5 separate regions of the Mus musculus genome follow, and all the other regions are linked to region 5. A link is a loop called in an ENCODE intact Hi-C map of the cell type or tissue named here. Cell type or tissue: left cerebral cortex. All regions are shown on one strand. Region 1 holds the start of Gm52900 (a long non-coding RNA gene). Region 2 overlaps Osbpl3 (oxysterol binding protein-like 3). Region 3 holds the start of Osbpl3 (oxysterol binding protein-like 3). Region 4 overlaps Osbpl3 (oxysterol binding protein-like 3). Region 5 overlaps Osbpl3 (oxysterol binding protein-like 3).

What was found. Hi-C counts contacts between places; a loop is a spot of excess contacts. Peaks named below come from ENCODE experiments on the same cell type or tissue, not always from the same donor. Only the 100,000 strongest peaks of a DNase experiment are listed, where the experiment ranks them.
Region 1: a loop joins it to region 5, with 3 times the contacts of the local background. A loop is called at or near these places in 6 of 42 quality-filtered maps.
Region 2: it touches region 5 in a loop (4-fold over the local background); 8 of 42 quality-filtered maps call a loop at or near these places.
Region 3: it touches region 5 in a loop (3-fold over the local background); 12 of 42 quality-filtered maps call a loop at or near these places.
Region 4: it touches region 5 in a loop (7-fold over the local background); 9 of 42 quality-filtered maps call a loop at or near these places.

Annotation. Positions count from the first base shown.
Region 1 is chr6:50,377,237-50,382,236 of GRCm38, forward strand. All of the region lies in intron 2 of Osbpl3 (oxysterol binding protein-like 3), which reads right to left. Gm52900 (a long non-coding RNA gene) reads left to right here and starts at 4,456. Exons shown (of 3, transcript XR_003956428.1): 1 at 4,456-4,525. In left cerebral cortex, no CTCF peak of the experiment used is centred here; DNase peaks (open chromatin) are centred at 855, 1,993 and 4,722; H3K4me3 peaks cover 417 bases; H3K27ac peaks cover 4,219 bases.
Region 2 is chr6:50,406,997-50,411,996 of GRCm38, forward strand. The region is part of intron 2 of Osbpl3 (oxysterol binding protein-like 3); the gene reads right to left. Among named protein-coding and RNA genes, the nearest start is that of Gm52900, 28 kb to the left of the region's middle. In left cerebral cortex, no CTCF peak of the experiment used is centred here; a DNase peak (open chromatin) is centred at 2,475; H3K27ac peaks cover 32 bases.
Region 3 is chr6:50,453,767-50,458,766 of GRCm38, forward strand. It overlaps Osbpl3 (oxysterol binding protein-like 3), which reads right to left and starts at 2,588. Exons shown (of 24, transcript NM_001347213.1): 1 at 2,059-2,588. In left cerebral cortex, a CTCF peak has its summit at 2,184; DNase peaks (open chromatin) are centred at 655, 1,159, 1,560, 1,719 and 3 more places; H3K4me3 peaks cover 2,745 bases; H3K27ac peaks cover 2,276 bases.
Region 4 is chr6:50,397,017-50,402,016 of GRCm38, forward strand. All of the region lies in intron 2 of Osbpl3 (oxysterol binding protein-like 3), which reads right to left. Among named protein-coding and RNA genes, the nearest start is that of Gm52900, 18 kb to the left of the region's middle. In left cerebral cortex, no CTCF peak of the experiment used is centred here; DNase peaks (open chromatin) are centred at 365, 1,265, 1,795, 2,222 and 3 more places; H3K27ac peaks cover 3,506 bases.
Region 5 is chr6:50,314,570-50,319,569 of GRCm38, forward strand. All of the region lies in intron 17 of Osbpl3 (oxysterol binding protein-like 3), which reads right to left. Among named protein-coding and RNA genes, the nearest start is that of Gsdme, 55 kb to the left of the region's middle. In left cerebral cortex, a CTCF peak has its summit at 2,681; DNase peaks (open chromatin) are centred at 114, 2,767, 2,954, 3,856 and 1 more place; H3K27ac peaks cover 3,228 bases.

The sequences.
Region 1 (5,000 bases), 63 kb after region 5:
CATTGTCTGTGGGAGCCTGAACCACATCAGCCGTAACTCCAGAATGAAGCTGAGATAGAAGTATCTTCTCGTAAATTCTGGTCTGGAGATCAAGGTGTGCAACCAGGGTTGCGTATTAGTCTAGAGCTTTTCAGATAGTCCCTTTAACAGTCTTCCCAGAGGCCATCCACTCTGGGTACCTCGTACCAATCTCAATCATTATACCCAACAGTTTCTCCACCCAACTCCCAAGAAGACTGAGGGAACACGTCTTCTGCTGTGTGCTGGGGCCAAACCACCCTGGGTCGCTTGACTCAGCGGGGCACCTGTCTCCGGCTGCCTCACCATAAGGAGTGATGTCCCCATGTTCAGCCTGTCCTGTCCAGTTAGCTCTCCTTAGAAAAAGATGGAACAACCTGATTTGCTGTTTTGTGAAGAGGAAGAAAAAAAAGAACCAAACCCAGCAGCTTTTGCTCTGGGTCTGGGGCTCCAGCCTTATAGTCTTCGGGCTTTCCAGCTTCTCTCACGAGCCCAGCTCACTGCAAACCTTAGCTCTGCAGACATGACTCTAGCATGCTTGTGCAACCACCCTGGGGCCTTCCCAGGTCATGTGCTGGAGAATGTTTTCTGCTTCCTCTTAAACCTATATCTGTAGGTACAGCATCTAATGGGTTCTGTGTGTTTACTTTTATTGTGGGCTGAGTACTTAATGTGAAGTTAGCAGACTTCGGGTGTACCGCGCAGGCTTCTTATCTACAGGCAGGAGGTTGCTCACCAGATCTCCAGAGCTTACCTTGCAGAAACACAACCCTGTAACCAGCCCAGCAACATCCTGTTCTCTCCCTCCTCCCATCGCTGCGTCTCTGCGTGTGACTATTTCAGACAGCTTACATAAGTGAGGCTGCCCAGTGTTCCTCTTTCTGCAACTGGCCAATTTCACTTAACACATGATCCATGCTTTTGTCTGCAATAGGATTGTTCTGGTTGTATGACAGGCCACATGCTGGCACTGGGTTCTTGATGCATTCACGGGTCCCCGGGCCTTAGGGTGTTTCCACGCCTTAGCTGTCCTGCGCATGCTCATGGGAAGTACAAGCGCTACCAGAGGCATCTATGAAGGTTCTGCCCTCATGTATTCTTCCTAGACGACTCCACTCTCGGCGATCTTACCTGTGCCCAGAGTTTCAGTAAGGCAGCTCACACCCAGCTCTTTCCCCTCCCCACAGCCTGCTGAGGCCCGGGACTGATCCCTCCAACATCAAAGCTCCTAGTAACTCTCTTGGCGGTCAAGCTGACACCTGGTTCTGATTTCCCAACCAACCACACAGCCCTCATCCAAACAGACTCCTCCCAGATTCCCAAATACCAAGAGTGGCTTCCTCTATGCTCATCACCTCCGACTGGCTTTATATTCTTTTATTCTCAAAACCACGGATCCTGTTTCTCTCCTTGCTTACTTCCTTACTCATCTCATAGTCCCATGACCTCGTCACGGCCCAGGCTTTCCCTCCTGCTCCTCATCCCCAAGCTGCAGAGGGTAAGTAGACATCGCAAAGCCGGCGTGTGACACTTGCCACGATACCGATACCGTTTACGGAGGTCCTTGGACTCCAGCTCTCTGCCACTTGATGCACATTACTAAATGGGTGGTTTTCTCACCTGACAACAGATGTTGATGACAGGAAATTTTGAAATGCCAATATTTTAGCTGCTACTACTCAACCTCCATCTCCAAAATATCACACTCATAAAAGCTCAGGGTACTCCACCCTCCCACAGTGGCACGCCTTTATCCTCATTCATCTGTCTTCATGGAACCCCTCCTCACCCGCTTTTTCTTCCCCATCTGCAGAAATGTCCTCCATCCTCCTCAAACCATTTTAGACAGTGCCTTCTCCATAAAGCCTTTCCTCCACCTCTCCCCATCCCCAAACAGCTTTGTTTCCCTTTTGGACTCCAGCTTTACTTTTGGACTATGAAAGTATTAGTCATGTTTCCTGTAGCTGGAGTCATTCTCTGCATCCTGACGGCTGGAGGCTGGGATGCATCCCACTTACAGGCGGCATTTTATCCGGCTCTGCACTCTGTAGAAAAGCCATGTCCAAAGATTGGTAGCAAGAGTTATTAGGAGCACATGTCTTCCCACAGGCACACGCCTCACTTCCTGTTCCATTTGGGACAGGCTCAGAAACCTTGTGGGCATGTCTTCCTTTTCATGCGTGCCATTCACAGACTTCTCTGAAATGCCTGTAGAGCCCTCAGCCATGTCTAAAGCATACTTCTTTAGTTTGTCATCTCTCCCTGCCACTTTATGTCTCTGGCCAAGGCTTCTTTATTGTGCTTGAAGGAAACACAAGGAGGCAGCCCCTGCGTTATTTTCTCAGGTTTCTAAGGACAGCAACTAAAGGGAGAAGTTAAGAGTTTATTGGGGGGTGGGGGGAGAATAAAGCCTGCAGGGGGAAATGAGCCATCAACCCTCCTTCTAGCAAGGTGCTTGGCATCTGACAAAGCTCCATCTCCATCTGCCTAGGGATGCACAGCCCTGGTCCTGCTGAGTCTCAGGACATCTGCAGCCCCCTCCTAAACTTTCTCATACTCCTGTTCTCCACTCAATCACATTTTAATGTTCTTCTATTCCTTCTTACCAATCTTCCGCTCAACTCTCTTGATCAGGTTAGCAAATCTCTCGGCAAGCATGCTGGCCCTGCAATTCTAACTGCCATAATTCAAACCATACGGACCGCACAGCCTCCAGAGCAGCTTCCATTCCACAGTCTACTCTGTCCTGATGGTAGAAACATCATTCTGTGCCTCTGGTCCATCAGATTCCAACCAGGACACAGAACTAGGCCTAGAAATGAGAGCCATGACTTCTGGTCACCATCCCAGCATAGAAGTAACTGTATCTGGACAGTTAATAAAAGAAAAACAGGGGATGGCGAGATGGCTCAGTGGTTAAGAGCGCCAACTGCTCTTCTGAAGGTTCTGAGTTCAAGTCCCAGCAACCACATGGTGGCTCACAACCATCCGTAACGAAATCTGATGCCCTCTTCTGGAGTATCTGAGGACAGCTATAGTGTACTTACATATAATAAATAAATAAATCTTTAAAAAAAAGAAAAAGAAAAACAGAATTCAAGCCTATTAATAAAGTCACTTATGTTTTGAGTCTTATGGATTTAGCATAAATGATGTCAGTCCTATAAAGACAAAAAGTTTCCTTAAAACTAGGTTTCTTGGATTATTTCTGTGCCCCTCAGTTGGAAGTGCCAGCCACTTCTTCCCTGATTGGCTTCTAGAACAGAAACAGGATGTCCTGGGGATAAAAATCTTCCTCCTTGTTTAAATGAGGAGGGTTTTCAAGTTCCAGGTAGGTATCATGCTTGCCTTAAATAATCCCATATTTTCTGAATAGGGCTGACAGGGGAGATCCAATTCTCAGTCAACAGTGGAGAGCCATTCTTCCAGTGAGATGTTTTCTCCAACAAACTAGCACTCTCCTTGCTGCATGATCACCCACATGGTTCCAAGAGCCAGAACAGATCAGGGTGACTAAATATTCTTGTTGGAGAATCAGAGTTCCTGGGCTGAATGGAAGTAAGTCTAGCACCTGCATGGAAAGTCAAGTGCGGCCCAACCTCCTCTTCCTCCTGCCGTTTTATTTTTTGTTTTGTTTTGTTTTGTTTTGTTTTGTTGGTTATTATTACTTATTTCTCTGTATCTCAAAAGAAACATTTATGAAGCTGGGTGGGATGGCACAGCTTGTAAGCTCAGCCCACTGGAAGGTATCCCAGGAAAGCTAGTCTGAAGCCATGCTGGGCTTCCCAGCGAGACTACCTCAAAAAACAAAAACAAAGATGTGGGGGGTGGATACCAAAGCAGGTAAAGTGTTTACCTGGCAGGAATATGGCTTAGCTTAGTCCCCAGTGCCCATGTTGAGAATTAGACATAGCAGTACACATCTGTAAGCCTAGCATTGAGAAGGCAGACAGAAAGATCTCTGAGTCTTGTGAACTCCAAGTTTAGTGAGAGACTGTCTCAAGATAGTGATGTGGAGTGCTTAAGGAAGATGCTCAACACAGACCTCTGCTTTTTACATGCACCTGCACACACACAGATATATAACACACATAAACAAACAAACAAACAAAAAGAAAGAAACTTATGAGGCAACATGGAATAATAATGGGTGCCACAGTGAAAGACTGAAAGCTAAAAAAAAAGCAACTACATGGAGGAACTTCCATTATTGTGCATCTGGAAAGCACAGGCTCTGTGCAGGGCGCTGGTCTCAGCCCGGGCAAAGGAAACTAAGTAACTCTAGCTCATAAGGAAGAAAATGAGCAGCATGTGAGTAAAAGGAAGCAGACAGGACACGGGGCTGCTGGCAGGTGTGCTGGGTGGAGTCTAGAAGATGGGGCGGCGCCTAGCTAAACAGTAAAAAAAAAAAAAAAAAAAAAAAAAAGTGCCCTGCAAAGAATGGAGCTGGAAGAAGTCCACTTCCTGTGACATTTCTCAATCTTGGCTTCAGAACAGAGTCACCATGGTAAGCTACAAAACCCCCGAGCCTGACTCTACTTGATACTAAGGAACTTGACAGACTCCCTAGCTGTTTCTGGGGTTTCAGGGGGTTGGGCTATAGATTCACGTGGTCTTCCACAAAGCCAGATAGGCTTACACGCAGAGTTCCCTTCTCTTCATGGGGTGTTTAATTTCACTTGTGCACCGAACGCCAGACCTATGCTGTGGCATCTAATTTATAGCAGATTAAAATGCAGAGCAGGATGTGACTTAGCAGTCTGAAGGGTACGGAGAGACAGCACCACCCAAGAACCTAAAATAGCACCTGGTGGTTTGAACTCTACCCGTGGGTGGCATTACCCTCCCTTAACTGATGAAAGCTTGGGAGACACAGGATAGAGTTTTAACAATTGGCCACTGCACGCGGCATTTTAACTTAAAAGACTATCAACCGAGTCACTCTGCAAAATGCTAATGCATCTTTAAAAACTTCTCCATCT
Region 2 (5,000 bases), 92 kb after region 5:
TTGAAAAATATGGTCAAGTGGCTTGTGGTAGTTAAAAAAAATAAAATAGGTACAAAAAAGTCATTAAATGATTGACAGTGGATGGTGCATTTACACCACAGGCTGTATAATACACAGTAAAATACTAAAACAGGCATAAGAGATTTTTTTATTTAAAATAATTACATATTCATAACTGTTAGGTCTCAAACCCAGGACAAATGCCTAAGGTGCCCATTAACATATCAAAGAGAATGCTGGCTGCCTGTTTCTTCCAGCATCCCTCAGTCTCTAGCTGTTAAAGGGCCCTCTTGGCTGGCACACCCTCCCCATACTCTGAACTCTCCAGCCCAGCTATTGGGCGGAACTCCCCTCCCCAGCTTCTCTGGCCCCTATATAACTCAACCATTTTGGTTACACTGGTCTCCTGGCCTGGGCCACCCTTCTTGGTCAGCAATACTTTCCCCTCTCCTCACATGGCTTCACTTGTTTGATTCAGACTCCCCAGATGTTTCTGCCTCTGGCTGCACTCTCCCTTGTATCTACAGTAAAATAAAATTTAGACAATAAAGTTACCATTCTGCCTGAATTTAAAAAGAATGGCAATGATCGATTAACATAATATAGAGGTTAGGTTTTGTTGGAAAATTTGTTGGACCCCTTTTCCATGCAAGGCACTGCTGTATTTGGGGGTGCCCTCACCCCCTACAAACACTGACATTTAATTTTCCTCTGTAAATTTTATTTTATGTTCTCTGATGTTTATCTTGCAATGAACAGAAATAGCATAAGTAAAGCAGAGGGGAAAGACAGGAGAAGGGAGGGAGGAGAGGGCGTGGCAGCCAGGCCTACATCCCTGCTACTGGGGAGGCTTCAGCATGAGGACCCCATGTTCAAAGCTTGCTTGGGCTACAGAGGGATGTGAGGGCCAGGGCAGTGAAGTGAGACACTTTGCCAAATCTATAAACTGTAAGGAAGGGACTAGGTGATAGCTCGGTTTTGAGTACCTGCCTAGAACTGGGGTTAATCCACTGCATGGGGCCAGCACAGTCTCCTAAAAGCAATCCCTTTGTCTCTACCTAATTCATTCTGAGGTTCCTCCTGGCAGAGGAGTCATCAGCAGGATTATCTCCACTGCTCCCTAAAATACAACCAACTTCATGACTAAGGGATCCAAACCTGTTTGTTTTCCTCAAAAATTAAGTTTGAAAAGTCCTCCTCAACCTGATCCCAGACAGGAAAAGAAAACTGTTTAGTTAGGAATGATTCACAGCCTGTAAGAAATGAAGACGGTCTCCAATGCAACCTCTAGTGGCCTCCACAGTGCACAATAATCTGGCAAAGAGCCTCGAGGCCTTAAGATGCCCCTAAGACCACTGCCCTTAACAAGGTCAAGCTGCAGGCCAGCGAGCCACCTTCTTGCCCCTCCTGCGAGAATGAAGTCCGCACATCCATGGGAAAGTAAATGTCCACTTTTGACCCAAAAAACAACCCCAGCTCTGGGCTTTGAAGATTTCTATGCAGACTTCTGCCAGGTGAACAAAAAAAGACAAGGTGAAGAACAGTCATTCCAGCTAGGGACAGGGCCTGCAGGCAGCAGGGCTGCAGGGGACGGCGGGGAGGGGTGGGGCTGCTGAAGACAGGGTAGACATAGGCTCAGAAAGATGACTCTGGCAAACATGTTGAATGCCATTGATGTCAGTCAGTCCTGACCCACATGCAGCAGGAAACCAGACTGGTACTAAGGTGAAAAGCAAGTTGAATAGAAAGAATGGAAGAGGAGATAAATAGCTGAGCTCCTAAGAGCATATCTAGTGGACGTTAGAGAGGCCTTTGGTAGGGCATCTGTGAATCATTTTCATTTTAGCTAATGACTTCATGTTATACATAATTGTGATGGTTTGTATATCCTTGGACCAGGGAGTGGCACCATATGAAGGTGTGGCCTTGTTGGAATAGGTGTGACCTGGTCGGAATGGGTGTGTCACTGTGGGTGTGGGTATAAGATCCTCACCCTAGTTGCCTGGAAGTCAGTCTTCCACTAGCAGCCTTTGGATGAAGACATAGAACTCTCTGCTCCTCCTGCGTCATGCCTGCCTGGATACTGCCATGCTCTCTCTTTGATGATAATGGACTGAACCTCTGAACCTGTAAGCCAGCCCCAATTAAATGTTGTTTTTATAAGACTTGCCTTGGTCATGGTGTCTGTTCACAGCAGTAAAACCCTAACTAAGACAATAATCAACAACTTATTTTTCTGTACATTATTCTTCAGTCTTGCCCATATGTCACATGTAATCCTGGTTGTTTCCTTTGAGCTGTTCTACAGAATTGTACTGGTGAAATATACAGATATCTATCCACCCAGACATTTATATTGCTTCCCGTTTCGTGTTCAAACAATGCAGCTGCAAACAAAACGTACATATGACACACCCACACACCTTTGCGGCACTCTACGTATCTAGTTTGAGTGCTGCATCCACAGTGCTACTGGCTCCCACCAGCTACTTAACTGCCAAGAATCTCTAACCTACCACCCTGTCTTCCGCAGCCCTTCAGCCTCGCAGCGCTGGTGCCTGCAGGCACTGTCTGTAGTGGAACCAAATGATAGTTCCACTAAGAAAACATGAGCTTTCTCCACTTTGCACGTCGCCCCTGCTTCCAACAGCCACACTATTTAGTGTGAACAAACCTGTAGATATTGAATAGTTTGCTTGGTTTATTTTTCCCCAAAGTATATCCCATGAAACGTTGAGAGGGAACTACAGAGCTATGTTCTGCTTAGGCAACAGAGCAGAAACAGCTTTGAGATGTATCTGGCTGAAATTGGCAGAGGGTAGAGCTTAGCTGCTGCCTTGACCTGAGTGTCTGTGTCCTCCATTCTTACCCACCCCCACCCCCACCCCCGTGGTCACACAGGATGACACCTAGTCACCACAGTGAGGGATTAGGTAAGACCTCTGAGCAGTAATTAGTCTAGAGCACGATTAGCCTGATTTTAAAGGGTCCCAGTATGCAGTCCTGCCTGATGTCTGCCCCGAGACAGAGGAAAGACCATCTGTGAGGCACAAAGCCTTCAACACACACCAAACCTGAAACACCTTGACAGTGGACTATCAGCCTCCAAAATGATGAATGATAGACTTCTGCTGTTTATAAACTGCCCAGTTTGGGATAATTTGCTATAGCATCCTGAATGAGACCTGAATTAGACCACCTGTTACATAAAAAGCTACAGAAAGTCTTTCCAAAATTGACTGGTCCACTCTTTGGGCATAAAGTACCCAGCATCCTTCCTTCTACCCTGGATTCCAAGACTTCTACAAGGTCCAAAACAGCTTCTAAAATGTTGTCATCTTCCATTTTAAGACAAGATGAAGGGAAAAGAAAACCAGTAAGGATAGGCTCTCAGCTAAACAGCTGTCTTTTTATTAGACTTCTGGGTGGCTGCTAAGTCAGTCTGTCTCTGTCTCGGTGATTCATTCTCTCTCTCTCTCTCTCTCTCTCTCTCTCTCTCTCTCTCTCTCTCTCTCTCTCCCACCCCTCTCTTTTGCATGTTCATCATGCATATCCATGCACTCAGGTACACACATACACATAGGCATATGCATGTGCCAGCTTTAGTCATATGACAGTACCTAGCTGTAAGAAAAACTGAATAAGCTGTTTGTTTGTTACTGAAGTATCTATGTTTTGAAATAACAAGTGCAGTAATGAAAGAGGAAAATGAAAAGTCCCATACTTTAGGGAGAGCGGGAAACATGAGAATTATTAATTGTCATTATAAGTGAACTGATTCAACAAGATGCCAAACATAAGAATAAGGATGAGGGGTGCAAGAGGCGGATTTCAGAATCCTGAGCTGAGAGCTATCAGATGAAATCATAGGAATCATTAGGATGACCAAGGTCAGTGCAGAACAAGAAGGGCCAGTGAGGGCCACATAACAGGGAAGGCAAAGCCTAAGAGAAAGAGAGGAGCAAAATTACTGCAGGAAATGAAACACACTGTTCAAATAAATCAAAGAGCAAAAGGCTTCAGGGGAGTAGGGGCTGTGAAAGCCTCTGCAACCAGCCTAGCAGTCACTCTCATGGACACCATCATTCCCACTATACAGAGAGTCACTGGAACTACATGTATATATGTATATGTATGTATGTACACATATACATGTGTGTGTGTGTGTGTGTGTGTGTTTATATGTATGTTCCCATTATACTGGAGAGCTACATGCTTGTATGGAGCCTGAGTTCACTCTCAACCCCAGGCTGTAAATGGAAGATTCTAAACCTCTGAGGTAAGCCCAAGCCTCTTACCATAGATAAGCTTAGGCAAGCTCCTAACATAAAACCCTGGCTAATGAGCCTCTAGGCAATGTTTGGAGGAACAGCACACAGGGGCCAAAGCCTGAGTAATACATTTGCCCCTTTAAGACAATGAATGGAGCCACTGGGACGCTTGAAAGCTTCCAGACTTCTTCATGGGTTTTCTGATACTTGCATCCAAAGCCATTCACACAGGAGGGAAGCCCTGGGAGACTGGAGATTTAGAATGTAGTATCCCAGTCCAGTCACTGAGAGTTCCAAAGATGGTAGCAGCTCTACAGGCTGGGATGGTACAAGCAAAGCTTGGATGGCTTCTCCTAGTAACTCTGCATCTAGAGAAAAAGAAACAAAGATACATGCCGAGGTTGAGAAGGAGATCGGAAAGAAACTTGTACTTTTGAAGATGAGAGTCTGGGAACCTGGAATCTGCAAAAAGATGTTAAAATGCTGGCAAGGAGGGGTGGAGAGATGGCTCAGCGGTTAAGAGCACTGGCTGCTCATCCAGAGGTCCTAAGTTCAATTCCCAGCAACCACATGGTGGCTCAAGATTATCTGTAATGGGAGCTGATACCCTCTTCTGGTGTGGATAGCTACAGTGTACTCACATACATATAATAAATAAATAAACCTTAAAAAAAATCAACTGTTGATAAAGGAGTCAAAAATCAGGTAAAGAGTGAATTCAGGGACAGC
Region 3 (5,000 bases), 140 kb after region 5:
TGATTAAACAGCAGGAGAAGAGACATCAGAGTCTGAGGGAAGGTGCTAAGGGTTTAGAGTCAGAGAGATAATGAAGACCTCGGGGAATTGCTACTGACCCCAGGCAAATTCCTGAACCCTGCTGCAGTCTCCTCCGGTGACAGAGCCTATCAAGATGGTGAAGATTATGACATAATTCGTCCTGTGCAGTCTGGTATTATCTGGCCTACAATGGGTAGTCATTACTGAAAATGGATCTCAGGAATAAAACGGGAACTTTTAGCTGAACAACATATCCACTGCCTGCAAAAGTGGAAACCATATTTTCGTCTCTTATTAGTAATTCAACACTGGGGGGAAGGAACTCTTGGGGGGGGGGCGGGGGGGGGCTGGGAGGGGCAACATTTAGGATGTAATTAATTAATTGATTTTTAAAATATAAGTAACCCAACAAAATAGAAAACAGGCTAGAGTCACAGTACAGCTTAATAACCTTAGGACAACTGGGTAACCTGCAAGAGCCTTAAATGCCTAAAGTGTGTAGCTTGGGTCAAGGAGACGGGTTGTTAGCAAACCTGGTTTCTACCTGAGTTTGCTTCCTGGATCCCACAGTGGGGAGGGAGGGAACTAGGGAGAGGGAGAGGGAGAGGGAGAGGGAGAACACACCAACTCCTAAAGTCCTCTAACCACCACACACCTGTCTAAAAAAGCACGGGGTTGTAAACACACATCTAAAATAGGGGACTTAAAAAAATCTAGCTAATCAGACAACTATAATATTAGGGATCATCTATATGTATCTACACAGAGCTCCCAGCAAATACCTTGATGGTTAGTGCATGCTCATCAGCAGGAGTTACTGCCATTTATTAATTTTTCCGATAAAAAAGGAAAAAGATGAAAATCCAAACCAGCCATGAAATCAATAGTCTCAGATTATGAAGAAGTTAACATTTACTCATTCCATAAATGTGTAGTGTGAGGCTGCAGTGTGGAGAGCTGCCTTCTCCACACTGAGGATGGACCGACCGAGAAATAGGACCTGGTCTCTGCTTTCCCAGGACTTCGCATCCTAGCAGCGGAAGAAGGCTGGCAGATGGAAAAACAAGCAGATGATTCCAGACAGCTTTAGGCTCTGTGAAGAGCTGCAAACAGGGCAGTGTGGAGTTGATGGACAGAATGGACATTTAGCCTGGATGCACTGCAATCTGTCTGAAGGTTTCTGGAGGCCAAAAGGAGGTCCTCACCTTGTATGATGCTTAGAGTGTTGAGTGTGGATGACCCAAAGTCAGAGCTATGCTTACCTATCTCTGAAACCATCTTCTGCAGCTACAGTGTAAATAAAATACACTACCCAAACGATCTCATCAAGTAATCAGATTCCTAGGGCACTGCGACATCGGAGGGGACTCCAATGCCCCAGCCCCGTTCCCTGACACAAGGTGAGAGACAACTTTATGTCCCTCTCAGCTCCAACAGTCTGGGAGGCGCGCGGCTGGTTAAGAAGTGTCTGAAGGACACAAGACAATGCCACGGGAGACGCCAGAGGCACCAATCACCCGCTGAGTGCTTGAAGCCCCAAGGGAAGGGTGCTCTCGGTCCCAGTGCAGACACTGTGGAGCGGTGTGACCTGACTGGGGAGGCCGAAGAGCGAGGTGCCTGCACCGCAGGGCCCCAAGCTCGAGGGTGTAGTAAAGCCTTCCTCCTGGCAGAATTAAGCAGGTTTCCTGTGCCTCCAGCCCGTCACAGCGCCAGGCTGTGCCGGGACAGCTCCTCTACGCGGCATCCTCATGCACCCGCACGCAGGCTCCTGAGATCCGCTCCTTCTCCGGGTCCATCCCCGCCAGGCTGTAACTCGAGGGGCACAGCTCCAGGGTGAGCAGCACCAGAGTGCTTCCTCCCAGAAAACTGGCGCTTACACGACAGACGACCTCCTAGTCTCAGGGCTGCCCCGTGGACCCGGGCTTCCCGGGACCACCACAGACACAGTCTGAACCATAGAGAATGGCTGCGTCCCCGAGCCTTCTCGGGGCCTCCACCACAGCTCAACCCCAGGCGGGCGGACGCCCTGTTGCTCACCTAAGTGTTCCGCTGCTGGGGACGCTTCTCGATTCCCCAGTGCGTGCTTCAGACCGAGAAGGACGCAAACCGGGCTTCTCGGGTCCCTGCAAGTCTCAGCCGACGGCAGTTCCAGCACCAGCCGCAGGAGACTGGGGCGCCGAGCGCTGCTCGCAGACAGATGGTGGGCGAGAGCCCGCGCAGTGCACCAGCTCTCCTGGTGCCGGGGTCCCTGGTCCCCTGCTACTGGCCGGTGTGCGATCCCCGCGACCAGTTCTCAATACTTCGCCTAGAACTTTAGGGCGCGCGCTGCCGGGCAATTAGCTGAAGAGCTGGAGCGAGGGGAGGGAGCTAAGAGGAGGAGCCTGAGTTCTCCACTGGGCGGAATAACGTGAAAAGGGCGGTGGAGGGGGGGCAGCAGAGTGGCTCCCACTCCCACCAATCAGGAGTCATCGGGGGAAGGCGGTGAGGCGTTGGACTTGGAAGCTGCAGGCGGATTCCGTGACGCCAGCCAGGGTTCAGGGCGTGTGGAGCGGTGGAGAGTGATGGTAGGTGTGGCTGGGCGGGGCAGCGGCTCCCAGCATCCTTAGAGTAGTGTGTGCCCCTTAGGCTTTCAATAAATATTTAGTGAATGACTTAGGAGGAAGTTGAGGTTCGCGCGAAAGGAGCTGTTTTAAGGAGAAGATTCCAGGGGACTAAAGTAGTCCAACGGACAATAATCACTTGAACACTGAAAAGAGCTGAGAATAAATAAGGGGGAAATATGTGGTGAGCCAAGGGTTAGACACAAGATATTAGAAACTGGTTCGGACTTTGGGGACCTGGCCCCCAGAAGCAGTTGTCCAGATTGGTATAGGGTTACAGAGGAGGCAGGAAGGGAGAAAGGTGTTGTTGTTGTTGTTGTTGTTGTTGTTGTTGTTGTTACAGTTCCCGTCCATAGGTTAGGAAAGAAGATGCAGTGTAGTTTGCGATCGAAACGCAGGAGCATCTGGCTAGATGTCCAGGCCCATCCGACTTCACCGCCCACTTGCCAGAATCCTAGCTTGGATGTCAGCCACTGATAATTTGAGGTCAATTTGCAAACCGCACATGAGTCCAGCGCCGCAGGTGGCCCGGTGGGCAGGGAATGATGAATGCCAGGAACAGATGTGATCCTGCACCTGCGGTAAAGGCACACCGGGTTTCTGCCCTCTCAGAACCTACATTTTAGAGAGGACGCAGACGATAAACCAAAGAGAGTATATATATATATATATATGTGAATAATCAGGAAAACATTGGTGAACTGTTAGCACAGAGAGCGCCATGCAGAGAGCCTCCGAAGGGGTGATGGAAGAAGCTCAGGCCCCTGAAGTCCTCTGGGAGGAGGTTCTCAAATAGGCTCCCATAGCAGGAAGGACTCAGCAGCTCTCAGGCTCAGGAAACGCTTTCTGGGCACTAGGAACTGCAGATGTATTTAACCCCTTTAAGATCCATCTGGCCTGCCTCACCGAACTGGGCATGTTGGCTCCTTTGGCTCAGCTGCTGACACTCTAGATGTTCCAGAGTGCCAAGTACATGCCTCCACCAGCGGCTGACCGTTGTCAGGCTGACCCTGTATGAACGTCTCTGAGGCTCTTTCTCACATCTGTATAAACCATGTTTCATTCACTAGGTTTGGATATTCACTTTCTGGAACCTTCCACGGATACACTCTCTGGAACTGTCTTTGGCTCTGCCAGGTGGCCGGGGAAGTTTGACGAAGAAAGCAGATTTTCTTGATGCTGTGAGCCCTAGCACTCGGCAATCCCTATATAAATGATGCAGGGCTTCCTAAACTACACCAAACCGGAAGGAGCACCGAGGAGCAGGCCTGAGGCACCTTGCCCACGCCCAGCTCAGGTGCCTGAGTCACACTCACTTTTTTTCCCCTCCCTACTCCAAATCATCTTGTTGCATCCAGGCCAGCTTTTCTACCGAATACATGCCTTTTATCCCACAGAAATGTTTTTGCTACAGGCAAATCCAACCTTTGGACTTTGTAAATGGTGTTTATCGTCTCCAAAGTTCACACGCCAGATTACACAATCACATAACTATATACATACACATATTGTGCTGAGCCTAATTCATAGTTACCTGGAACACAACGAGGTGGTAGCCTGTACCAAATGGCCTAGTAGCCAAGGCTGGACAGAAAGCTATGGTTTTATTGTTTAAGCTGGCATCCTGTCCTTGGATTTTTCTTAAGTTTCTTCCAAGCTGACTGTGTGTTCCCTGTTGGTACTGAAGGCAGTTAATGAGTCAGGATGAGAGATTTGTTCATATTCAAAGTGCTTTGCCTCCAAGAAAGAGGAATCTCAGCCAGTCTTTTCAGTTTCACTTCCTCTTCTAAATAAACTTCCAGGCGCTCCACTCCTACAAATCAAGAGGGGAAAGATTAAAGTTGAAACCCACGCAGAGTTAATTATCTTGCAAAAGCTCGTTACTGTCCTAAAATTAGCTTTCCCCACAGTCCTATTTTAGCACAACGATCTGAATGTACTAGAGAAAGATCAATGGTTGCATATAGTAAGTTTCGAGAGTCTTCTTCTCTGAAGAGCTGAACAAATGCTGTTGATCTTTCTAGAGACTCCACCACCTTGTAGGGTTTTTCTACGTTGGCTTAATTTCTTTCTTTCTTTCTTTCTTTCTTTCTTTCTTTCTTTCTTTCTTTCTTTCTTCCTTCCTTCCTTCCTTCCTCCCTTTCTTTCTTTCTTTCTTTCTTTCTTTCTTTCTTTCCTTTTATCAAATGTCAGTGTGTGTATGTGTGTGTGTGTACACGCAGCACTGCATAAATGTGAAGGCCAGAGAACAACTTGCAGGACTTGGTTCTCTCCTTCCACCATGTGGGGCCTGGGGATCAAACTCGTGCTTAGTGGCAACTGTCTTCACCCCATGAGACATCTCCCTGGTCTGGCTGAAGCTTTTTAGCCTCTGAAGTT
Region 4 (5,000 bases), 82 kb after region 5:
CCTCCCACCCTGCTTTTCCCATTTCCCCTTCACAGCGCCTCGACTGCATGGAACTACGAAAAACACAGGTGCTGCTTAGGGGTTTTCTGTCAACTCAACACAAACTTGAGTCTTCTGGGAAAAGAAAACTTCAACTAAGAAAATGTCTCCATCAAATTGGCCTGTAGGCAAATCTATGAAGCATTTTTTTTTTAATTAATGATTGATGTAAGTGCTCAGGCCATTGTGGGCAGTGCCTCACCACGACACGTGATCCTGGGGGGCAGGGGGGGGGAAGTATAAACAAGCAAGATGTGCAAGCCCTGGGGAGCAAGCCATGGGGAATGCGCCAGTGAGAAGTCTAGGCTTCGGGCACTGCCTCTGCAAGAGTAAGCAGAATAACACTGCCCCGCCCCAAGCAGCATTTGATGATGGAGTTTTATCACAGTAGCAGAAAGCAAACTAGGACAACACAAGACAGGAGAAATGGATGCAAGAAAACATCCAAAGACATGGAAAGAAGCTACACCCCATTCCTCCCCTTTCTTATTGTCTGGATTTTCAATATTTCAGAATTTCAATATTCAATAACAGCTTATTCAACATTTTATACCCAATTACGTAAAAATAAAATGAATTTGAAGAACTGTGAAAATTGTAACCCTTACATGGTTTTTATGGGGAACAGGGTTGCTGGAGTGTGAATCCAGGGTCTCAGGCATTCGAACCACACACTCTACCACTGAGTGATGCTGGGGTCTAATGTAGCCCAGGCTGACCCTTGAGCTTGCTATGTAGCCAAAGATGACCTTGAACTAGTCATGATCCTCTTGCCTCTACCTCCCAAGGGCTGGGACTGCACCATGAACTCTTGATTCCCATCTGATTTTGTATTTGTTGTTATGAAGTTGGGATTTTCCTAGCTCAGTAGTACCAGGATGGGTTTCTGAGCAGAATTACTGACTCTGGAAACAGCAGTCACTCAGTAGCCCTTCTTCCCAACCTTGACATGGTGACACTATTTGAAACAATTCTTCCATGCCTGCCCTTACATGTAAGGCTAAGTTTACTCTCTGCAAGAAGGGAGTTAACTCCATTTATAAGTGTTTTGTTAATGCCAATTATCTTCAACCTAATCAGCTCTCCTGAGGCCCAAAGGAGCCACTGGACAACCTGATTTTGGCCAGGAGGCCCTGAGATGCCACACGCACCCATCCTCTAGAGCTCTGGAGACCTGGAGCTGCTGACACGCCTGTCCTGGAATGAGTGTGCCCCTCTTCTGTTTCTGTGTGTGGCACATGGGCAGGCACACGCGCACGCGCACGCGCACATGCACACACACATGCGCGAGGGAACGGTTTGGATTTTATTTTTAAATCCCATTGCATGCACACAGTGTTGGACTAAAGGAGCCACTACTGAGACAGAAATCTTTCTGGTATGATTTTCACTGAGCCACAGTGAGCTACTCCTCTCTGTGAGCCCTTTGACACATCCCAGGAGCCCGTGCAGTGCAGGCCAGCAGGTTTGAGTTGACGTGGATGTACACACCTGACTTGGTTACTTATTGTCCAATCCTTGGAGCATGGAGGATCATGTCTCCTTGCTGTAAAGCAGACTGGTGTCTTTTCTTGAGCAGAAGAAACACCCTAACTCCAGCGTAAACACCCCAATACTGAATGAAGCATCCCCACTTCCCTGCTGTCCTTCTCATTTAATGGTAAAGTCCACCTTCCTTTCAATGGCCAGTGGGCGAGCCTGACAGGTGACAAGTGAGCACAAGCAAGGCCAGCTTTCCTTCCATGCTAAACCGAGGAGAAAAATCCTCCAGGAACAGTCTCAGCTTCTAGGGGCTTAAAACGCAGCTGGCATTCCCTGCTCTGCCTGGCACACTTCACTGCCTATTTCTTTCTCTAGCTGTAGCAACCAGAGTCATGGGTCCGGATTAGCGATGGAAACCGGAAGGGAGATGGGTTTTCCAAAACAGCGTGACCGAGCAGGCTTTCTTCTTCACGCTTTAACGCTGGTAGAGTTAAGAGGGCAACTAGTTTCCCATTCTTCCATGGCCTCTGCTTTACCCATTTTCAAACACGGAAAAGGGTGACGTGAACAGATACTTGGGCTCTCACAGCTTACTTCTGAGGCAAGATGGTTTACCTGAGGCTTCTCTCAGATGGTCCTTGAAAAACTAAAAGGAGCCCTTGCCAGCCTTCTGCAGAGGTGTGATGGAGCGAGCCAAAACCGGCTAGTGGGTGGGCTCCTAGAACACTCTCTGTTGCAGTAACTGGAATCAACTATCTTGTGTGTGTGCACTTGTGTGTACAGGAATGTATTAGCCACACATATGGAAGCCAGAAGAGACCATCAGGACCACTCCACTGTTGATCCCTGCTTTATTCCCTTGGAATTAGGTTTTTCTTTTTCACTGCAACTTGCCCTTTCCCCCTCCCGTAGTACTAAGGTTACAGGTACGTGTAGGACCAGGCCTGATTTTTAGGTGGATGCTGGAGATTCAAACTCAGGCCAGCATGTGTATGTATGTAGCAACTGCTCTTAGACTTAGAGCCATCTCCCTGCCCTGTCACAAGGGCCTTCTTGGTATTCAGCATGGAGACAGCCTACAGTGAGCTATTCACAGCCACAGGGCAGTGCTGATAAGGTAGATAACACTTCATACAAAGCAGTGTGGCAAAGGGCCTGACCTTTGTTTTCTCTTAGTTAGGGATTAAAAAGATTTGAGTAGATATGGGCACTGATGATTATTCAATTAGCTGTTCCACGATGAGTCTCGGGTTCCAAGAGGCACAGGACAGGGGAGCACTCTTGGCGGGGGGGGGGGGGGGGGGGGGGGACACACAATGCCCCATTCTCTCCATCTTGGTCCCACCTTCAGGGACTCATGTTCAAAGTGAGTCCTAGATATTTCAGAGACAGCTCTGAAGCCAGGAGCTGGCAGGGGAGTTGGCAGAAGGCAGACATACATTTTATATGCAGTTTAGAGGTTTCTGAACAGCATTTTTCTAAGCTCCAGGCTTACGGGATTTACATTTTATGACTCAGAACACTAACTGTGATCGCCAATGTTCTTATTTTTAGACTTTTTAGGCTGAGAATATGACAATAAATTCTACCTACTCTTTCTACAAACCCTCTCTACTTCCTCCAGGGAACAAAAAAGCTCTTGGCATTTTCTGGGTATTATTTTATTTGCATATACAGGTATGTAGTGAAAAAGTTGGTAAGTAAATAATTAATAACTGGATCTCAAAGTGATTCTTACAATTGCTGCATAAGATGGCAAAACATCCCAGGGGTACAGAAATAACTTGTGCATGGGTGGACTCTTCAGTTTCCTCACGGCATGCTGGCTCTCAGTTCTGTCTGTCTGCTCAGACAAGTGGCAAGGGACAATGACAGAAGGACCACAGTATGACAAAAAAGGAGACCGGAGATGAGTCACTGAGATCACAAAAGTAGTTTGTGCTTTCGACCAGTAACGCTTTGCCCTCCAGAGCCTTACCTGCCCTCTGCTCTTTTTAAAATAACTTGTATTAAGGTATACTCGATATACTGAAATGCACTCCTTTTAAGTGTCAGTTTGATGCGTTTGTAACAACTATATCCACCTACATAACCACCACTTCTGTCAAAGAGGGAACACGTCTCATTCAAAACCTCCCTCACAGTCTGCGGTGTGCCTGCAGCTCCACACCCGAGTCCTCTGTTACTGCCATCGTGTGACTTGTCCTAGGACTCCTTAGCCCTGGGACAGCACAATGTACAAAGCTTGGGTCCAGCTTCCAGTAAGTGTCATTCAGATTCCCAGTTCCTTATTCCCATGGCTCAGTGGATACCAGTGCAATTTATCTGATCTGGGCTGATGAACAAACAAATGAAGGCTGGATTATCAACATTAACCTGCCATGAACATTTGCATAAAGGCCCTTCTCTGGGGCAAATGTGTAGGCCACTGGGTATGTTTAACTCTACTGACTGCAACTTATGTTCCAAAGTGGCTTCTCCACTTTATGCTCTCATGACCAAGGTCAACACGTGGGATGCCAGGCTTCAGTCAGTCGTGTGCAGGAGTATGTAAACTTCCATGAGTTTAATTTATGAAATTTCAAAGTTTAAAGCATGAATTCCATTTTGTTCCTCCTCACGAAGAAACCCGCATCCTTAGGATACTGGGCAAATTAGGTATAATGAACAATGGGTCAGGAGCTAGGGGGTTGATTGTCGTAACCAACCTTCTCACCAAAGAGCCCTCGGGTGTCAGAAAAACAAACTATCTCATCTCATTTATTTTTCCTATTAGTGATAAATAATTAAGTAAAGAGCCATCTAAATGGCTCAGTTGGGAGAGTGCCTGCTACGAAGCCAGATGACCTGAGTTGGATTCCCCAAACCCCACATGGTTGAACAAGAGAACTAAGTTGTCCCCTCACCTCCACATGCACACCTTGCCACCAGCATGCCCCCTCATCAGTAAATAAGTATAAAATAAATAGGTAAGCTGGACCAAAGAGTACTGAAGTTCTTGTTATGAATCAGTTTTGCTAAGAGCGTCGGAGTCCTTTCGTAGGCCAGCAATGTTCTGCATGACGGCTGTGGTTTTCCGAGAGAGTTGGTATACACCCTAGTCAATGAAGAAGAACTAACTCCCCCAATACACGTGCATCTAGAAAGAAGCCTCATTTGATGCTCCTCTGCTTGGGTCTTCAGGCCGCATTGCTGACCCCTGCTCTGTGGTGGTCATCCGAGCTTAATTTCAAATTACACCTACTTCTTAGACGTTCTCGGTGAAAATGCATAAACACGCACTTCTGGCCATTTGTATTTTCCTTCTGAAGCCTTAAGCTGCACAGAGTGACCCCGGTCTCAACCTGTGCTGCTGCGTATATGAGGTAACCCTACCAGCTTCTAAGCAAATGCCAGAAGCCATGTCTGTCTCTTGGTTCCCATAAGGAAAGGTGAGGTTAATGGAACAGGCAGAGTTGGAGGAGGAGGGCAGGAGCCAT
Region 5 (5,000 bases):
TATGGGTACATGGAGAGCTGCAGGGCTGAAGGATCCCCAGACAGCCTGCCACGGTGTTAACTGACAGACTGGGGAGCAGACAGAGACAAAAACAGCACCCACACCTTCAGATTCCTCAATGAGATCCCGGCTATGGGAAGGAGGAGGCGGAACCCTGCTGTTGCTTGATGTATCTTAGTTCCCCATGTGCTGTCTGACTCAGCAAGACCCCTGCTTCTCTCTGGAGGTTTGGAGAGGACTTTTCGCTAGCTCAGGGACCCAACTCCTATAATCAAGGCAGTCCTCTGCTTCAAAGTGTTTTATCATTCCCCCTTCTCCCACGTGACAGCTCTCAAAATAGTCTAGTCAGTTTTTAAACTGCAGGATCGCATGCAGTTAAATCAGAAAAATTTAACTCCTCCAACCCCAGGTCTCTATTCACCTGACATATCTTCATTATGGAGTGTAGGAACGAGTAATACAGCGTCACCAGGAACTTGGGACACTTATGAAAATCACCGAATATAAACTTCAAAGCACACTATGGTATACAAACACCATGTGCCTGCTCCGTAATCATTTTAAATCTTATAAAACAGGGAGAAGCATGTGGTTCATATGGAAGACATTGGATTCCTCTCTATATAGGGAGAAGCATACTGCCCATAGGGGCTAAAGGAGATCCTGTGATATATACGTTTGATAAGAATACAGATATAGAGCAGTGGTGGCGCACGCCTTTAATCCCAGCACTTGGGAGGCAGAGGCAGACGGGTTTCTGAGTTGAGGCCAGCCTGGTCTTCAGAGTGAGTTCTAGGTCAGCCAGGGCTACATAGAAAAACCCTGCCTCAAAAAACAAAAAACAAAACAAAACAAAAACAAAACAAAAGAATACAGATATGATCTTTTAAAGCCACTATAGCAGATCAATAAAATGGTATTTGGTCAACTGCCTTTAGATGAACTGAAAATAGGTTTTTGTGTTTTTAACTTTTTAAACTTCTTTTGCATCAGTTTGTGTGTTATGTGTTAGCATGTGGGGATCAGTAGACAACTTGTAGGAAGGTGTCAGTGTGGTCTAAGGACTCGAACCCAGATCATCAGGCTAGGAGGCAGGCACCTTTACACTGAGTGACCTCTTCCTGGCCTGGGCGAGATGGAATTTTAATTGTCTTCACTAACCTTATTTTATAAGTTAGGAAGCAGGGGCTTTCAGCATAGAACCTGCTGCCTACCACCTTCCCAACCGATGTGCTATATCTGGTCCCAGACCCTACACTGTGCTCTCTCTCTGTGCACAGCAGGGACTGCATCCAGAGATGTCTCTCTTGTACTGCTTCAAGCCACAGCACACCATTAAGATGTCTTTTCATGACCACTTAAAGAAAAAAAATCTTTCTCTGCCTGCATCCATGCCAGAAACCACTGGAGAGAGGCGGGGCCAGCTGCCCCACGAAGGCAAGGTGTAGGGCCACTAGGAATTTGAGCATGCTCCAGTGAGTACATGAACAACACAAAATAGACCTTTCTCTCTCCCTCCTCCTTCCCCCCTTTTTTTGAGAGGAAAGGTCAAGGGGGGAGAGGACAGAGGTGGGAAGACTAGAATGTGAACACAATCAGGATACATGATGTGAGGACCCCCAAATAATCACTAAAAAAGTCACAGTCTACCTGCTGAAACTTCAAAATAGATACAGAATCTGACTACTTTTTCTCACCCTGACTGCTTATCCCTCATTGTGTCCTAACTGGATTCTTATAGAATCCTCCTAACAAGTCTCTCAGATTGTCCATTTCCACATGATCCACTTTCAAGGTAAATAAATATCCAATCTTTCTAACCTTTCTGTGCTGCATTTATTTCTTTGTAAAGCAAATTCAGAGAGCCTGTTTTGACCTCAGCATACTGATGCTAACATCTGCTCTCAGTATCTTCAGATGAGAATACTACAAGATACCAAGCAGTTTGAAAAGTCTAGGGCTTGTCCTTTTGAACGCACATAGAAAGGGCCCATTCACAGGCGATACTTGATCTTTGAGGTTGGAATCCTCTCTATGCACGGGAAGAGGTAGCCCAAACTGCTGAGTCTTTGGTAATTATTTAATCTTGATTCTTTGTTTTTGAAACAAGATCAATAGGTATCCCAGGCTAGCCAAAATTGTGATCCTCCTGCCTTAGCATCCTGAGTACTCAGATAACCTCATCAGTCTCTGTTATTATTACATCTTAAGCCATGAAAAAGAAAGATTGTAAAGGGGGATGGATTGAGGGTTCAGCAGCTAAGAGGTCTTGCTGTTCTTGCAGAGGACCCAAGTTTGGTTCCCGACACCCACACTAAATGCGCATAACTACCCATAGTTTCAGTTCCCAAGGATCCAGTGGTCCCTGTGGCCTCCAAGAGCACCTGAGCACACAAGTGTGTGCACACACATGCACATGAGCTCATGCACGTGCACACACGCAATCTTAAACTGGGGCCCCTACTCAAATCATTACTATGTTTCTTTGGACATCTGTACTGCTAGAGGTCACAGGAAACCACAGAATCCTCCCAAATTTTAAAAGCTTGTCACCTGCACATACTGGATAAGTATAGCCTCATGCTGCCTCCATGGGGCAGACGGTCTCCTGGGTCAGAAGCCGAAAAGCCACACAAGCAGGTACAGACATAAAATGACAAGGATGTTGCTGTGTCTTAGATATGCTACGCTAGAGGGCTTCATATAACAGTGAGTCATCTAGTGAGGACTTGCATAAGAACAGGAGGAAGGTGTGTGTGTGTGTGTGTGTGTGTGCAGAGCTGAGCTGAGATATACCCAGCACCCCATAAAAAGGAGACTCTGACCTGAACTCTGATCTACTTCTATGGCAGAAGGAAGGCACATCTTCACATTGAATACTCTCCTGTGATAATAATCCTGCTTCTCACATAATCTGCTAATGGGGAAATCCACCTGTCCCAGCAAATACATAGCAAATACAGACAGTGGTAGCATCCCAGTCCCAAGAGGCTCGCTTTTCTTGGGCACACTAAATGCAGCAGCCACTTAAGTCACAAGGCTAAAATCCAAATGGAGGATGTGGCTCCGCCTCTATCAGGACCAGTGGTCATTAGGACAGCAAAGCCAGCATAAGGCTGCCTGAGGGCTTGTTTTCTGTCTCACAGCAGTGTTCAGCCTCCAGTGCTAGCAGGGGGATACAGCAGATCTTATCCTCCCTCCTGGGCCTCTGTCACTCCTCTTAACACTCTATATTTAAGGATGCTTAAAAGTTCTCTCTAAACATGAGAACAATAACCAGGCATTCTCTCAGGTGAGCGTATTACTGTGCCAGCATCCTTCCACAGGCCATGCACTGTCACTCCCATTGGAAGAGGACACAGCTGAGGCTCCATGGGCTGAGGCTCCATACGAAAGGCTGCACACCAAGCAAACAGGGGCACAGCCTCTGCTGCAGACAACGGCCAGATGGTTTTTGTGTGTTTGCTTTTGCCTTGGGATCCAGTTCATACAGACTAAGGTATCTGGTCCTCTCTGGTGATGTCTCTGGGCACAGGGGTACCTGCCCTTGGACTCTGGTCCTCCTCTCCAAGTGCCACAGCAGATGTGCTGGCAGACCCCATGACTGGTGCCACCCCTCCAGGGCTCCATGGCTGCCCCTCACCTTCCCACCTCACATGCCCCTCTCCCCTCACAGCTCTTCCTCCTGCCCTGATTGTCAGCTGTAGTTTGGGGCTATTTTGGGCCTTCATTTTTTTTTTCTTTTTACAAGAGTGCATATAACACCATGGTAACCAAATCATGTTTTCATTTATCCTCATTCCATTTTGAGTTCAGTATTTAAATAACCCAGCTGAATTTGAATCAGACAGATTACTGGATCCCTTAACTACCGATTTAGCCTCCCCCTCTGCCCATATTAAGCAACATTTATCTGATTTTTCACCTGGGAAGCCACTGGCAATACATTTGGGGTGTCTGTATATTCGTTTTCCTGAGTTCCAGGGAACACACTTGTTCTGGGTTTAGGTTTCTGCATTTGTCTTCTTTGCGGTAGGGTCTCACAGGCAGCCTAAGCTGCTCCAGACCTCTCTATGGAGCCAAGGCTGACCTTGAACTCTCAGCCCTCCTACCTGAGGCATGACCACTCCCAGCCTATACTACATTAGGACAAGCAGTTTCTTTAGTTTCTGGGAGGTTGGGTGTGGAAGTTTGAACCTGTAATCCCTTTACTCAAGTGCCTGAGGCCAGAAGAGAGTGTGTTTGAGGCCAGACTGCATCTGCAGTGAGATCATCTCAAAGAAAAAGAGAGACAAAGGGTGGGCGGCAGAAAAGAAAAGCCAAGCTCACCACTCTGTCTCTCCCAGTCCTATAATGCAAATCCATTGACAAAAATAACCAGAAGGCAGAGAATGTTTCAGCACCCCCTCCCCCACTCCCTCTTTATCCTCAGTTTTCTAGGAGTTGAGAGAGAAATATATCAAAGTAAGGACGACGTAGTCTCCTGAAAGGGGAGGAAGGTGCTTTTCATCTTTCTAAAGGTGCGATTTCTATTTTAGCTGAAGGAGTGTTCCACATGGGCAAACACATGGGGGTATTCATTCCCCGGTACACTCGAGCCCTCACACAGCAATAAGGACAGGAATCTCACAGAGCAGCCAAACTTCATAGACCAGACCCTTCTCTGTCCCCACAGATCACTGGTGGTGGCTGTCACCCCCACTTTAAAGAGGAAACTGACACACAAAGAGGCTAAGTTAAGTTGCCCAGAGTTCTACAGTCTGTTGAAACAGAACTGCACTTCTAATGTGAGCTGCGAGGTTCCCGAACCTTCCATGCTAACTTTCGTGGAAGGATCTCACGGACCCCAGGCCACAGAAGGACAACATGGCTATCCACTAGATGAGGACAGGGACTCTTTGTCTGTCTCTACAGCCTCCCATTCCACTGTGGGGTCTGGGCATCTGCAATAGTACTAGGCACACAGGAAACATTAAAAAAAAAAAAGGACACTGCTTATT